2 separate regions of the Homo sapiens genome follow, and region 2 is linked to region 1. Evidence: chromatin loops called from intact Hi-C (ENCODE). Cell type or tissue: PC-3. All regions are shown on one strand.

Region 1 (8,000 bases):
GTATAGTGTAGCATAGCGTAGCATAGTGTAGCATAATACAGTACAGTATAGTGTAAGATAGCATTGTATGGTATAGTGTAGCATGGTGTAGTATCGTTTAATGTAATATACTGTGGTATACTATAATGTAGCATAGCGTAGCATAGTGTAGCATAATATAGTACAGTATGGTGTAAGATAGCATTGTATAGTATAGTGTAGCATGGTGTAGTATCGTTTAATGTAATATACTGTGGTATACTATAATGTAGCATAGTGTAGCATAGTGTAGCATAATATAGTACAGTATAGTATAAGATAGCATTGTATGGTATAGTGTAGCATAATGTAGTTTCGTGTAGCATAATGTAGTGTGGTATAGTATAATATAGCACAGTGTAGTATAGTGTAGCATAATATAGTCAGGCACAGTATAATATAGTGTAGCATAGCACAGTACTGTATAGTGTAGGATCATATACTACAGTATGGTATAAGAGTATAATATAGCATAGTGTAGCACAGCGTAGTATAGTGTAGCATAATATAATGTGGTATAGTATAGCATGGCATAGTGTAGTATCATGTAGCATAATATAGTGTGGTATAATGTAATATAGTATAGCGTGCATAGTATAGCATAATATAGTACAGTATAGTGTAATATAGCATTGTATAGTAAAGTTTAGCATTGTGTAGCATAGTATAGTACACTATAAGAAAGTATAGTATAGTGTAGCATAGTGTATTGTGTAGCATATAGGCTTATACAGTATAATATGGCATAGTGTAGGATAGTGGGGTGTAGTGTAGAAACAGCATGGTACAGTATAATGTAGCACAGTGTAGCATCGTGTGGTGTAGTGTGGTATAATATACTACAGTACAGTATAACATAGCATAGCATAGCATAGTGTGGTGTAGTGTAATATATTATGGTACAGTATAATGTAGCACAGTGTGGTGTAGTGTATTATAATATAGTGTGGTATAGTATAATATAGCATAACATAGCATAGTTTAGTGTAGCGTAACATAGTACAGTATGGTAAAATACAGCATTGTATAGTATAATGTAGCATAACATAGTGTGGTATAGTTTAATATAATATAGCATAGCATAGTGTAGCACAATATAGTACAGTGTAGTATAAAACAGCACTGTATAATATAGTGTATATAGGGCAGTATAGTGTATAGTATAGTGAATGTAGGGTAGAATAGTGTAGCATAATAGAGCACAGTATAGTATAATATAGCATAGTGTAGCATAGCATAGTGTATTGTTTTATAGCATAGTATAGCATGGGTAGTATAGTATGATACAGTATAGTGTAGCAAGTGTACTATAGTGTAGCATAATATAGTGTGGTATAATATAACATAGCATAGTGTAGCATATTGTAGTGTAGTGGAATGTAGTATGGTATAGTATAATATGGCATAGTGTGGCATAGTGTAGTGTATTGTAGCATAACACAGTGTGGTAGAGGATAATACAGTATGGCGTGGTGTGGTGTAGTATAGCATAGCATCGTATAGTATCGTGTTGTATAACATAGTGTAGTGCAGCATAGGAAAGTGTAGTACACACAGTATAATGCAGTATTGTGTAGTATAGTATAACATAGTGTAGTATAGTATAGCATAATACAGTGTAGTCCAGTATAATATTACACAGTATAGCACGGCACAGCACCACAGAGTATAATATGGAATAGTGTAGTGCAGTATAGTTTCTGTTTTCGGAGGTGAGTAGCTATTATGTTTCAGTGAAAGCCTGACTCAGTGAAGCGGCCAGCGTGTCTTCCAATACAAATGATGACACACGTCTACATTACACTTACCCTTTGGAAAGGAACAAGATGGGGAACTTTTTGAGAGTCAGGCAATTTCTCCAGTCCAACTAGGGCCACCCAGTTAATAGCCCTTAGTCACAGCATTCTTGGTGCACTTAGATGCTGGCGTCTCAGCAGGAGTAATGGGCTGACTCTCAGAAGCACAACAAACGCCCTGCCGTGATTATGGGCGTGGCCTTTCCCAGACCTCAGCAGGTGCTTTACGTGGCGTTGGCAGCACCTGCCTCCGGGGTGGGTTTGGAGCGGGTTGGGGTGAGGCTCGCAACCGCCACTAGGATGGCCCTGGCTCTCTCTGGCAGCTCTCCTGTCCATCCGCAGAGGCTGGCCGCCATTGTCATCTAGGAGCTAGAGCCCATTTCTCCATGGCACTGAATGAGGCCATTGCCTCTCTTAGGATAATTGGGGTAGAAATAAATCCTGAATGCTTGGCTCACAGGCATTGAAGGTATCAAGATCACACTGCTCCTCGCTGGGATAGTCCCTCTCTTTCTTCCCATTCCTTTTTACCTTCCCAGGCAGCCCCTCCTGTCCCCAGCACACTCCACCTGTGCCCCTACCTGCCGTTGGTCCCACGGCAAACACTTCCTGGAGCATTTAAACCAGCAAGGCGATGCTCTGGAGACAATTGCTGACTGTCCTTGTTCCTTCCCGTTCCCCGGAAGAAGCCCATGTGAAATGTTATGATAACCTACAGATGACCATTTCCAGTAGAGAAAGAGCCTACCTTGTTAGATAAGTGAACTAATTGGCAGAAATTCTATTATCTGCCATGTGAATTCTAATTTCTGGGGATAAGTATGCAGGAATTCATAGTTGGGGAGAGGGTGAAAAGTGCAAAGTAGCGTTTTCATGTCAGAAAGGAGTCATCGAGCAGCAATGTGAAGCCACTGTGTGCTTATGTGCATGCATGTGCACACGTGTGCATGCGTGTGTACATGTGCATGAATGCCTGAGCGTGTGTGTGTGTGTGTGTGTGTGTGTGTGTGTTAGAATCCTGCCCTGAGCTGGCCTTCAGGAAGGTGAATTCCGGTTTCTGCGCACTCTGCACTCTGGCCATTGTACCGTCATTTTACCCCTTTATATTTCTACATCGCCCTCCTTCTTCCCCTTATGGGAGCTTTCAACGTCTTGACTGATTTGATCAAATTGAATACTATGCAACATCAAAATCTGTTGTAAGTCTGATTTGTTATAAGTGATTTTCAGTAGAATGATAGTCGGTGGCTTTAATGAATTTTAATGAGCTTGACTGTATGAACAGAGGTAAACAGCATCTGTGTTTTGGGTGCCATGTTGTCATGGAATTCTAACTCATAGAGGGAAAATCCAGCTTCCGAGAGCAAAGTCCTTAAAGCAAAGTCCTCACGGCCATTTATGGAATTGTCCAGGCTCTAGAACGTCTCACTTCTCTGCAAGGATCTGTCCGTGTGTCATGGAGCACCTGGAGTGTTCTGTCTGGAATGCTGGCTGGGAGCCTTCTCCTGGCATTTGAACGAGGGGCAGCTGTGTCCTCTGTTTGCCGTGTAAAGAAAAGAGGACAGAGCTCAGAGGAGATGAACCCCAGCAGAAAGGGGTGCTTGACCAGCAGGAGAGAAGATAACCAAGAGGGTGAGTGTCCAGGCGGGACCCAGTGTGCATGCCAGGAGCAAGGGGAGGAAGGACAGGGGCAGCTTTGGAGCAGCTGTGCCCTGAGAGGAGGTGGGTGGGAGCTGAGGGGGGCAGCCAGCAGCTCGGCACAAGGGGCAAGACCCAGGGACAGAAAGCAAGGAAAGCCACAGTGACAGGGACCTACTGTCTACTCCTCGGGGGCCAGAGCCAGCCCAGGGCTGGGAGGGGAGACAGGGCAGGACACGGCCATGGAGGCAGCTGCCCATGGTCTCTGGAGTGCATGAGGGCTGTGCCTCTTCGGTGGCTGCTGCTCCTTCTGAAGAGTGGCCTGCGGTCGGCAGCGGGGCCTCTGGGGAGAGCTCCTGATTTCACTTTCATGCTCTGCCGCCACTGAGAGGAGTTAGGAAAATACCACGGGCTGCGTGATTTAATCGCCCTGCTATTTGTTAATTAGTCTGTGTGAAGTGCCAATCCGCAGTGTGCGTGGGCGTGGGGGCAGGACTGCGGTTTGCAGGGAAGCCAGCCGCTTGGAGCAGAGGCAGTTGGAGTTCACCTGCTCAGCTGCTTCCTGCTTGGATGCTCCGATTTCCAGAGCTGCCCACGTTTCCCAGTCCCTTTGAGAAGTTTTCCATTTAGCAACTGCCTTAAGGGCCTCTCAGTTGTTCAAATAGGAACCCCGATTCCCTCCACCCAAGCCATTTAGGAGGCGTGCAGAACCGAGCCCACCTTCATAACCAGGGTTGAAGCTGGGCCTCCCAACTCCCTGGACCTGTCCCTCTCCAGGTGGGGCTGCTTCCCTGGCTTCACTTGCCCGGGGCTCTGGGATTTCCCCTTCCTCTCCTCCATCAAGGGTTGTTTTCAGGAAAGGATGTATATTAGTCATTTACATGCTAGTGTGAATGAGCTCCAGCCACCACTTCCTGTGATTCATTCAGTACATGTTAACCAAGGGCTGCTGTTCCCCGTGCTGGGTATATGAAAACCTTGTCCCCGCCCTGTGAGTTCTACACTAGAGCAGGAAGTGGAAGGAAAAACATCACTGAAGCCAATGTGATCAGTGCAATATTAATCCCAGGGAAGCTTTAGGAGCACGGGTACTACTTACTGTGGACGACGGTTGGTCAAGGAAGGCTTTCTGGAGGAGGTGACAGCTAGGCTGGGTCTTAAGGATGAATGGGAAGAGAGAGGAGAACATGTGGATAAGGCCAGGCAAAAGGGCTGCACAGCCAAGTCACAGCCAAGACGAAATGCAGGGAGAGTTCTGGAAGCTGCGTGTTTCATGCTGCTGGGTAGTGTGGAAGGACAGGCTGGAGCTAGGCAGCTAAGCAGCTTGGCAAATGGAGCTACTGAGGATTCCAAACAGGACCTCTGCAGTCGTCTCCACTGCTTATGGGTTGAACCACGTGAAATAGACAATATTCGGCCATTTAGGGCCAAGACAAATGCCAGCTTTGCGGGGTGCAGCCTCACAGAGAGGCTGCTTGGGGGCCTTTGCAGAGGGTGGATGAGCAGAGGGCATCCTCCGGAACCTGCTTGGGGACCCGGCTCTGAGGCCATCGGGCCGGTGGTGTCCAGATTCTCATGTAGGCTGGGAGAAAGGGGAGGTTCAAGAAACACGGAGGAAGTGAAGCGTCAGAGCCGGGGGGACGGGGTGCCGCAGAGGAGAAGGAGCACTGAGGCTGAGGTCCAGGCTTGCAGACACGTGGACCATGAGTATTCTGCCAGGTAAGAGACAGGGTGGAGGGTAGGGGCTTACAGCGGCTGTGATGAGCTCGCTTCAGATGAATTTGGAGAGTTTAGGCAACAGTGTATAAACCTGCGTGTGGCAGGGACTCCTGACACCTGACAGTGGTAGGATGAATCCACAGGGATGAAGCCGTAGTGGTGGGGTTTTTACAAATGTCGTGGATGATTTGGGGAAGGCGGGCCCTGCCAGTCTCTCTCACATCATATTTTGAGGCGGCCACCGTTTGGCCCAGCTGTGGTCTTGCTCTGTGCTCACAGACAATTGCATGTCCTGCTGGCTCCAAGCTTTGAGACCAAGGAGGTCTTGGTGATTTGCAGGCCTCCATTTAGGTGGAAGGGTGATGGCTGGGCCTTCCAGGGAACCCAGCTCCGAAGAGTTGTCTGACCCCCTCAGGGCAGCACAGCTTATTAGAGGAGGAGCTGGGGGTCCAGGAGGCACGGCAGGTACTTGGGCCATCCAGGGCCCTCCATCGTGTGTTCCCATGGGCTCCCCGCTGGATGGCAACTTTTCCCTGGCTCTCCCTGCCTTCCTCCTCTTTGAGGCCCCTTTGGCTGTGGCCCCTTCCCATTTCATGCACACCCCCAGCTGTGCCGTTGACCTCGACTATTCTAACTCAGTGTTTGCTGATTCTGCTGTCTTCCACACCACGTCACAGCAGCTCTGCACGTCTCTCTCTAAGTGACGACTAACGAAGATAACAATCATAACCACAGACAAAGGCCTAAGGCCGGCCATGTGCCTGGCAGACTCTCATAGAAGGGGTTTATATGAACGAGCTCTTTAATCCCCCAACACAGCCAGTAAGTGGCTGAGTTAGGATTTGAACCCGAGGAAGTGGCGTGTCCCTGCTCATAGGTAAGTGGAGTCAGGGGTGTGGCAGCCCTTCTTTCCCTTTCCGGGAAAGACATGGTTTCAGCAGGGACCCTGCGGTCAGCATCTTGTCCTTTCCTTTGGTCAGGAGGAGTGACCCTTGTTGGGGAGGGGACCCTGAGGCTGGCGGGGAGGGCTGTGGGCAGGAGGAACTGTGGGATCCTCATCAGATCCACTCTCCAGGCAGCCACCTCCTGGGACCTGCACTGATGAGCATCACAATTAATGTCACAATTGTTAAAAAATGTTAAATACCTTCTGACTCCCCTTTTCTCTCAATATAGGTCTGTGGGTGTCTCTTCTGAGCTACACCAGTTTCCAGGTTACCTGGGACCATGGATAACTCTCAGATCAGCAACTTGTCAGTTGATTTCCAAGCTGCTGTTGGCTGGACTCAGACTCAGCAGGGAGCACCTGGGCGAGCCCTGTGCTGCGGGCTGGACTCCGGCCCATCTCGCTGATTACTCTTGCTTTTGCTCCCCAGTGTGTCCTCAAGAGGTCAGAGCCTGCTTGTTGTTTCTTCATGACCACGGGAGGAGGGGCACCAACATGAGGGTGCTAGCATCTCCCCAGTGGTGGCTTCCCAGGGCTGGGGAAACCCTGGGGGAGGGGTTGGGACAGGGACCTCTGTCGCTTGCTGTCACTGCCTGGGTCAACTGCCTGGCAGGGCTGGCCGCTCGTGCTCAGAAGGCTGAGGCCTTACCTGCCTTCTCCTCTCACCCAGCGCCCATGTAAGGACACATCTGAGTTGGCATTCTGTGTCTGCTCTTGAGCTACTCGCATGATAAGTCTTTGTTGTCCTGTGGGATGTCACCGGTTCATGCTGAAGAGAAATTGTAAAGGACTCCTTTGCCTGCTCAGGCCCCATGGCCTCTGTCATGTTTTGTCCCCGTCCCTTTGGGAGCACAGCAGCAGTGGGCTGGCTGGACTGTGCAGGCGAGGTTCAAGGATGAGGTACAGTTGTGTGAAAGGTGAGCCTGCTGGACCGGGGAGCTTTCCTCAAGGCCTCCGCCTGGCTATGATGGCGTTAGGGTTGAGGGGAAGCTTCATCCAAAATGCACAGTACTTGGATGTCAAGATGATGTTGCTGCTCTCAGGATGAGTCACTCTCCACCACTGACTTCCTTTGATGTTCTGAGCTCAGCCTGGAGTCTGACCTGGGACTATAGCACTTGTTCTCCCAAGGTAAGGCTGGCGGCCAAACCCAGCTGCGCACACCTGAACCTGCTCCTTGGCAGAGATGAAGGGCGTCATGTTTCGTAGCCACTCAACACCCATGGACAATTTGGCTCCTTGTAAAGACTTAGTCATGCCTTTGAACTGACTTACTTGAAATATAATTGCTCCTATTTTGCTCCAAAGACCAGTGGCATGATGGGTTAGAGTTATTTGTATTTATTGAGATTGTTGTAATTAGCAATCTCAGGGCTCAGTCTAACTGCATTATCCATGCTGGAAAACTTAAAAAAAAAATACAGTCCTTCATCTTCAGTTTTCCAATGGTCGCCAGTTATACACAGCTAATCTTTGCAGTGAAAGTTGTCTTTGGAGAATGTGCTTTCTTGGTCCCGGGTGGTCCTGGTCTTGGGCTGGAATCTACGTGAGCTGCTTTGAAGTAAGCTGACAATACACAATTATTAAGGCTATTTTGACCTGCAAGTATGGTTTCTTAAAAAGGAACAATTAAATACCATGTAGCAGTTATTTAGACTTTAGCATTGACTAAGGAAAGGAGAAAATGGAAGAAGAACCCCCTCCTGCTTAGATGCAGTCATTTTTTAAAAAAATAATCTTTTGGGGAATAAACTTAACCAAGGAGGTGAGGGACTTGTAAACAAAATGTTAAAACTGCACTGAAGACTAGAAAATGTTGATGAAAGCTGTTAAAGAAGACACAATTAGATGATGAAAACACATCCCATGTTCATGGATTGAAA
Region 2 (8,000 bases), 510 kb after region 1:
CCTCCTATTATTAAACTCAGAAAAGTCTCCCTTTTCAGCATGGTAATGACAGACTGTGAATCACCCACAGTATTTGTTCCGTTCTATCAATTGACTTGTAAGCATCATTTTAAAAATGATAAAAATCTTGAACCAACAGACAGTGTTTAGCGGAGCTGGTAAGAACAATAGTGGCCCCACCAACATGTGGGGCAAAGAACATGCAAAATAGACAGAAGTGAAAAAGCAAAAATAAACTGAAATATGAAATCAACAGTAACACCCATCTACAACTTTCTCTTGCTTCTCCATCCTGTATTACCTGGAAAGCCCTTCTGGAGTTTCCCATTTTTTTAGCCTCCTTTCAAAATTTTAGTTTCAGAGTTTTCTGAGTTTTATAAAAAGTATTTAATCTCAGAAGAAAAAAAAATGCCACTGAATATATACATTTAGATTTGCCAAATGTTGTAATCTGCTTCTGTTTATCTTGATATTCTTGGGAAGACACTGAATGAGATCATTTTAAAACTTGACCAGTAGAAATATAAATGTGATTCAATTAGATTTTTGTTCCTGAATGCAGGTTATCTTTGAGTTCATTTACCTGTATTATCTTCACTTTGTGGGGGCAGAGGGTATGGAGAAAGAAAAATGTGACAACCTTGAAATTCAAAGCTCTGTTTATCTCAAGAACAGTATGTCAGAGTTCTTTCAATGTCCAGAAATTATTTCAGTGTTCTAAAAAAAAATTACTGGAAGTGCAGAAAGCTCATCGTTGTAAAAATTATTATACCTTTAGTTTGCTTCCTGCAAAAAGGTCAGAGGGCCTAGATCCAATTAATGGTAAAAATCTACTTCAGTCCATGACATAATTTAGTAGTGACTACATTTTATTATTCCTCCAGTCTGTTGGAGACAAAAGCTACTCCTGCGCTGTGTTATCTAAACCCATTTATAAAGGGACTCATTATATGGTCTAAATCCCTACAAATAAAACCAAAAAAAATTCTACAGGTTCTCTTAAAATGGAATTTTGTCGTAACAAATAAACTGTTAAAACCACATTCGTGATCTGCAAGACAAAGTGAGGCAATACACGAATCCCTGGGTTCCTACGGTAAATTAGTAATTAAAATGAAACACTTTGTACCCAGGAGAACAAGAGGGCACCATGCAAACGTTTCTCCTTCTCTGGGATCTGAGGGCAGCTCTATGTGTGTCTTTGCTGTTGGTAGCTGAGGAGCTGAAGTGAGTTTTCCTGGCTGGAATGGTTGGAATTCTTAAAGTGGTAAGAGGCAAAGTCAGGATAGCAGAGTAGAAAAATCACAAAACTCAGCAAAGATCGGTCAGCTCTAAGGCCCTTCCAGCTTATGAAGTAAACTGCTATACAGAGCTTCTAAGAACGAGGTGTTCTCTGATTAAGATGAAGCATTTTTGCCAAGGATCACCTAACATCAACTGTTGTTCACTGAGCTGGAGGGACACTGCACTCTACGAAATTTCTCTGCAGTGGTTTCTATGTGATGATGTTTCACCTGAACTGTAGGTCCCAGCGAGACACCCGGGCAAAGACCAAATGACTGGCAGGTGTGCTGTGCCAGGAGGGTGGCGACCTGTGGGGCCGCAAGGATGTCTCGGTCCTGACAGTGACGGTCATCATGGCATGCAGATGACAGCTGCTCATGCACGGGCCCTGGACGGGATGGGCCCCCACAAAAGGCTTCTCAGGATTCTTCCTGTGCTCTCAGCCTTGAACTCAACAGCACTAATGTGGCCCAACAGAAAAGCCACTTCCCAGGCCACAGTTCAGCGGACTAGCAGGGATGGCTGGGGCCGGGCCCGCCCAGTCTCTCCATCCGGGTCAACAGAAACCCCGCCTCCACGAGCCCAGCTCAGCTCCCCTCATCCGCGGCTGCCCTCCGGCGGCCTCCAGTGCCCTCAGACACCCTCCCTCATCTCCCCACACTTGCCGCTCCAGCCATCCTGCCCACTTTCTATAGTTGGGATGTGTGTCTCTGCCAAACCTCACATTGAAATGCTATCTCCAGTGTTGGAGGTGGGGCCTGGTGGGAGGTGACTGGATCACAGGGGTGGTTTCTCATGAGTGGTTTAGCACCGTCCCCGGTGCTGTTCTCGTGATAGTGAGGGAGCTCTCACGAGATCTGGTCGTTTGAACGTGTGTGGCAGCTCCCCGCTCTCCTGCTCCTGCTCCCGCCATTAAGACCCGCCTGCTTCCCCTTCACCTTCTGCCATGATGATGTTTCCTGAGGCCTCCCCAGAAGCCCAGCAGATGCCTGCACCATGCTTCCTGTGCAGCCTACAGAGTCATGAGCCAATTAAACCTCTTTTCTTTCTAAATTACCCAACCTCAGGTATTTCTTTATAGCAGTGCGGAAACGGCCTAACTCGCCCCACTTACTGTGGACTCACTGCCTTGGACGGCTCGGCCTAGTCTTCGTCTTTATCCTGTTTTCTACAGTTCTCCGCATGGAGTTGACAGTAAGCAAGCCTCCAGGTCGCCGGAATCAAAGACCGAAACCCTTCATCCTGAGGGCTGCAGGATCATGTAGTTGAGATGGAGAACAGTTCAGCACAATGTTCCTTTGAGACTCACCGCTAACACCGAAAGTAAGTGGTTGAGGACAGAGCCAGGCAGTGAGAATACAAGGAATGTCTGGAACCCGTAGCAGTGCCTCTCTGGGCCTCCCCTGCATGTTGAGGAAGACAACAACGCAAGCACCAGCAGCAGAAAATGAGAAAATTGCTTCACAGCACAGGGCCCTTCCTTTCTTCTCTCCTTTGCCTCTGCCCTTTGCTGAGAAAAAGCCTCTTCAGCAATCACTCATTGCTTCCCAGCCCGTAGAGCAAGGACAGGCTACTTGGCTCTCTCCGTCAGAAGCTTTAAAACAAGAACCAAATCCTGAAAGGCCTGAGAAGAAGGAAAAAGCAGAAAAAAAGCTGAAAGCTGACGTGGAATCCCGGTTCCAGGAGCCGCTCTCATTCTGCCAGGCCGGGATGCAGTATGAGCCTCTTTCCATCTGATTTGTCTTTTGTTCCAGTACCTGGCCTATTAAGTGCTTGTGAATGAAGAGAACTGATATTCACTAAATTCCTACTATGTGCCGAGGACTACTCCACGTTCTTTCCATAGCTCATCTTTACCAGTTAGCTCATCTTTACCAGTGGAGGTGAAGAGATGAGGACGCCCAAGGTCAGAAAGCTTGCAGGTGGCTCAGGTTGGCAAGGTTTATAAGCGTGGGGATTGCAGTAGAAGACCTAGCCCGGTACAAGCTTAGAACACACTTCATCAATACTCATCGAATGCTTGAGTCAATACATGTCAAATAATAGAACAAAGGACTTAGTTCTGTTCCCATACTAGGAGAAACATGGGCCTTTATTGCACCTCAATAGGGAGGGGGTTGGAGGGACCAGATATGCATGCTTGAGGCTTTGTGGTGGTGAAGACGTGGCCCCTTCATGAGCAGAGTTAACATGCAGGTGCACTAACATAATACTCCCCCACTGTGGAGACCGTTACGACACATGCCTATGTTCCTTATTCTTGAGGATTTTAAACCTTCGGAAAGACAAACCCATGGGGACATTACGTGCTCATTCACGTCCCTGCCCTGTTTCCAAAAGATCATCATGTTCTGCAGATTCTACTTCCAAAATGTCTTTGAACCTGGCCCACCCAGGGGAACTCCCTTCCTCTGATTCCACTGGTCAGAGCCTCTCACAAATGAACTCATCTCTCCTCACTTATTACTGACTACGATATCCCCATTGCCCGGTACAATGCCTGACACACAATAGGTGCTCATTAAACGTCTTTGGATGAGTGATTGAGGGAACGAAGCCATCTCCTGGTCCTGCGTGCTTTGCCTGTCATTCCATCCTCCTCACCGCTGCAGAGTCCTCTTTCTAAAGCACTCATCTGTCTTGAGAACGGAGGGCTGAGAAATATTCTTCCCTGAGAAAGAAAAGACACTGCTTAATCTCAAAATATATGTTCAGCAAGAGGAATATTTTTATAAAAATAAAGGATAAGCTGAAAGAATGTAAGCAGAAGCTGTAATTTCAGCAGTGGCATTTACCCCGTTTGTTTTAAGCATTGGCAGTGTATATTACCCTGCATTAGCCGCAAGGATAAACAGTGTTTTCAGATTCAAATATGTCAATTACAACATTCCTGGATATTCGGAGGTCTTTTCCTGTTCTATTTCTTACGCTGTTCCTCTCAGAGTTCAAATCAAACCTCCAAAAACTATTTTTTTTTGTTCATTGTGAGCTCAGCGTGGCTAATCTTAATTTTACTACTCTTGTGAAAACATCCAAAACCAAATTTGCCTTGGTAAGAAAAATTCATCATACAAAATGTCATATGTTTTTATTATCTGTTCACATAAAAACAGTATTAGTAAGGTTAGAGGTAAAAAAGTAAATGTAAATCTTAAACATAGTTTCTGAACTGCCTTGTCACTGAGAGTTAAAAATCCTCTAGCAACCTAACCCTTTGCATCTGACATTATTTTTTGTGACTATTCCTCTAGTGAAATAAGTCACTGACACTTTAGTGTAAGTTACTCCTAGTAAATCACTTTTACACAGGTTAAAGGGAAGCACAACAGAAAAACTGTAAGGAAGGTGGTGCAGATATCCAGATTTTGCCCAGGACAGCCTAAGCAGAAAGCTGCTTCCCTCACTTCCCTCCAAAGTCAAGAATTGAGAGGGAAGATGGCCTTCCAATTCCAGCCACTGATGAGAATAAATTCCGGAAAAACATATTAAACATAGCGTTTGACGCTTCTATCCACAGCTGGAAACATTACACAAATTTTAGTGAGCCCTGAATGCCAGCAGCCATAATTCCCAAATTCTTTTTTAAAATAATGAACTAATCCAGGTGAAGGACCTGCGGCTTGGCGCCATCTGGTGCCTGCACAGAGAAAGAACGTTCCATCGAGGCTGCAGTGCTGAGTCCCTTTGTTAGTCCAAGTGGGGAACACTTTTTAAAAACACAACCGTTGTCTTTCATCACAGTAAATCCTAAAGTGCTACTAACAACAAACTCAATCTGAAAATAAACTTGAAAATTATTTATAGTTTTTCCAACAATGATCTTATTTTGAGAGAGAATACATTAAGTTCTGCTAATACCAACCCTGGGCTCTTACAACATAGTGACTTCTACTAACTCTTTCTATGTGCATATGTTTTTTTAAATGATAAAAGCATTTTCCACAGGGGGATGCCAGTGAACTTTCTTTATCATTGAAGTGTACAGCACAAATGAGAACTTTTTCAAACACTGTTCCTAAGGCAACAAGATGCTACTTCCTAAAAGATATATTTAAGGGGCTAAATCTAAAGTTGATTTGAAAATTGGAAAAAAAAAATGAAAATGTTGATTATCCAAAATAATTAGGGAAATAAAACTGCAAAGATCTCAGAGTAGAATATTTTTACTTCTCAAAATATGGGCCTCGTTTCCTAGTTGTATCTGCCTGCAAAGGAACGGAACTAAAAGGCCAAAGCTCAGGGTCAACCCGGCTTCCTCAGCCCTGGTTGGATACATTCATCTGCATGCTCAGAACCAAGCTGACACCCATGAATGGAGATGAGTCACTGCGTTTACAAAGTTGTGGTTAAACATAGAAGGGTTTACTTCGCTTGTTTCATCCTTGCTTCTAATTTCTTCTTGACTTCAGTTCATCGTACAGACAGCCACTGAGTTAACTCTTCTCCAAGCAGTAGTTGGCTTCTGGGATGATGCTGACCCACCATCTTATTTCATCAGTTTTCTCCATGGTTCACCCCATATTCTTCCACACAAACTCAGTATTTCAGCCCGACTGGCACAGGAGGTGGCTTCCAAATACATCATAAACCTTCTCACCTGGTATTCTTCCTTTCTAGAATATTCTCTCCCTTCCTCTCTCATTACCTAAAGCCTCCAGGCTCCCGTTCAAGTCCCATTGTTTCCCTAAACACTTTCTGCAGGGGCTCCAAGTTGTGATCTCTCCACGTTCCTTGGTGCGGATAGTAGATTCTACACATTCATTTGGGAATTTCTGTACAGAATTGACATTTTTATTTTTATTTTTGAATTACACATTATTTTCCCAGCTAGACCATGAGATCATTCAATTTAGGAGCTATTTTATAGGTTTGGACACTAAACATTTTACAGTGTCCAATGATGATAACTAGTACTTGTTGGCAGTTGTTACATAATTGCTATGTTTTAAGTGATTTATCTAAAAACTCTTTAAGGTAGACGCTATTATTCCCTTCACTTTAAAGATGAGGAAACTGAGCAAAAAAGGTAAAGCCATTGAGCGGGAACATGATGGAGCTGGAATCCCACCCAGCTCTGCCTGCTCTGCAACCCACGTCTGCATGGCCATGTGAACCTACACCTCAGCACAGGCTCGAGGAGACGGCAATCAGTGACAGACAGCAGGCTTGTGCATGTTTAACTGAGAAGGCTGAGAGCAGCCAATGCTAATGAACACTTCAAGTCCACCACATCCTCCAGCCACAGCCATGCAGCCACACACCACACACTACTACCACTGTCCACACTCAATCCCTGCGGCTCACCACACACGGAGGGGGGTGCTGGCATGAAGGAGGAAGCATGTCAGGCTTCTCAGCCTCACGTCACCCACTGGCCAGGTGCTAACCTCAGATGACTGACTCCACCTCTCTGACCCTTGGCTTTCTCGTTCCTATAATGGAGCCAATCATGCACTCTGTGCAGGGTTGCTATGAGGGTTACAAGAAACCCATACAAGGAACGTCAGAAGCAATGTCCCCAAGGCAGCTGGTCACTGGCAGTTATCTGTTAGTCTGTACAACAGGTCTGGCATCTCCCTTGAGCTATAAACCAACCATAGACTGCAGTCCCACGTCTACAGGATGGATGGCCCACAGGCTCATCCCCACCACTCCCCATGCTCCTGCCACACTGAGCTCCGTCGCTTGACAACCTCAGAGCTGCTTACTGCCCCAGGAATAACAAACCTAATTCTTTCAGGACGTGGCCTGGCCCATTTCCCTTGCTTCCCACGTGCAATGTGCCTTTCTGGAATGCCTGTCCACTTGGCAGACTCCTACTCATCTGGATGACTCAGCCCAAAGCCAGCTCCTCCCAGGAGTGTCCTCAAGTCCCTAAACAGGGCCAGCCCTGCCTCCACCCCACCCCCCCATGCTCAAGCAGCTCCTTCCTCCATTTTGATCTTATTTCATGCCTGATCAACCTCATTGATGTGTCCTGAGCCCTGGGCTGCAGGCTCTTGAGGGCAGAGTTCGCATGCTTGCCTGGTACAAGGTGCTCAGTAAACGCTGATGGAATGAATGCACAAATGCACAAGCAGATGAGAGAGAAGGAAAGAAAACAACAAGAAGAGATGGAGACCAGGAGAGGCCGTGAGAAGGGAAGAAGGAAGAACAGGAAGGGAAGGGCACGTGGCCTAGGACCTGAAGACAGCAAGTGGGCACACTGCCATCCCCCCAACTTATAGGGTCCACATGGGAGACACCCATGCTTTGTGTCCTCAGGGTCCCATCAATGCCCTACTCAGGCAGAGGAGAATCCCAAATCCCACCTTCCTTCTCCTCCAAAAGAAACCACTCTGTGTCCATCTCTCATGGTGCCAGATTCCACTAGAGGAGGTGGGAAGAGTGGTTAATGAGTTTGAATCCAACATGGCTTTGAGAGCACCAAAAATCCACACCAGGTTTTTCTCTCTGCAAAGCCCTCTGTCTCCTCCAAGCAACCAGCTTACAACTTCCCCAGTGAGCGAGTCATGGAGCCAAAGTCAATCCATTTCTATCTCCAACCCCTGCCCACAGCACGTCCCTGCATGGGGAAAAGCACGGACAACAGGAAGGTTTAGCATGGGTATTACAAAAAGGGCTTCAGAAAATTATATTGAGAGGCTTTGCAGTCTTCAACTACCTATAAGTCCACCTCATTTTTAACTTTGGGGGGCATCATCCATGTTTCTGTA

Evidence for each region. Peaks named below come from ENCODE experiments on the same cell type or tissue, not always from the same donor. Only the 100,000 strongest peaks of a DNase experiment are listed, where the experiment ranks them.
Region 2: it touches region 1 in a loop (4-fold over the local background); 2 of 110 quality-filtered maps call a loop at or near these places.

What each region holds. Positions count from the first base shown.
Region 1 is chr7:155,958,105-155,966,104 of GRCh38, forward strand. It overlaps LOC389602 (a long non-coding RNA gene), which reads left to right and starts at 3,237. Exons shown (of 2, transcript NR_144629.2): 1 at 3,237-3,446; 2 at 6,348-8,000. RefSeq lists an enhancer at 3,792-4,991. In PC-3, no CTCF peak of the experiment used is centred here; DNase peaks (open chromatin) are centred at 1,887, 4,377 and 7,177; H3K4me3 peaks cover 1,302 bases; H3K27ac peaks cover 3,812 bases.
Region 2 is chr7:156,468,757-156,476,756 of GRCh38, forward strand. RNF32-DT (RNF32 divergent transcript) reads right to left here. Exons shown (of 4, transcript NR_026865.2): 4 at 3,343-3,955. Among named protein-coding and RNA genes, the nearest start is that of LINC00244, 68 kb to the right of the region's middle. In PC-3, a CTCF peak has its summit at 4,929 (motif pointing left); DNase peaks (open chromatin) are centred at 5,585 and 7,095.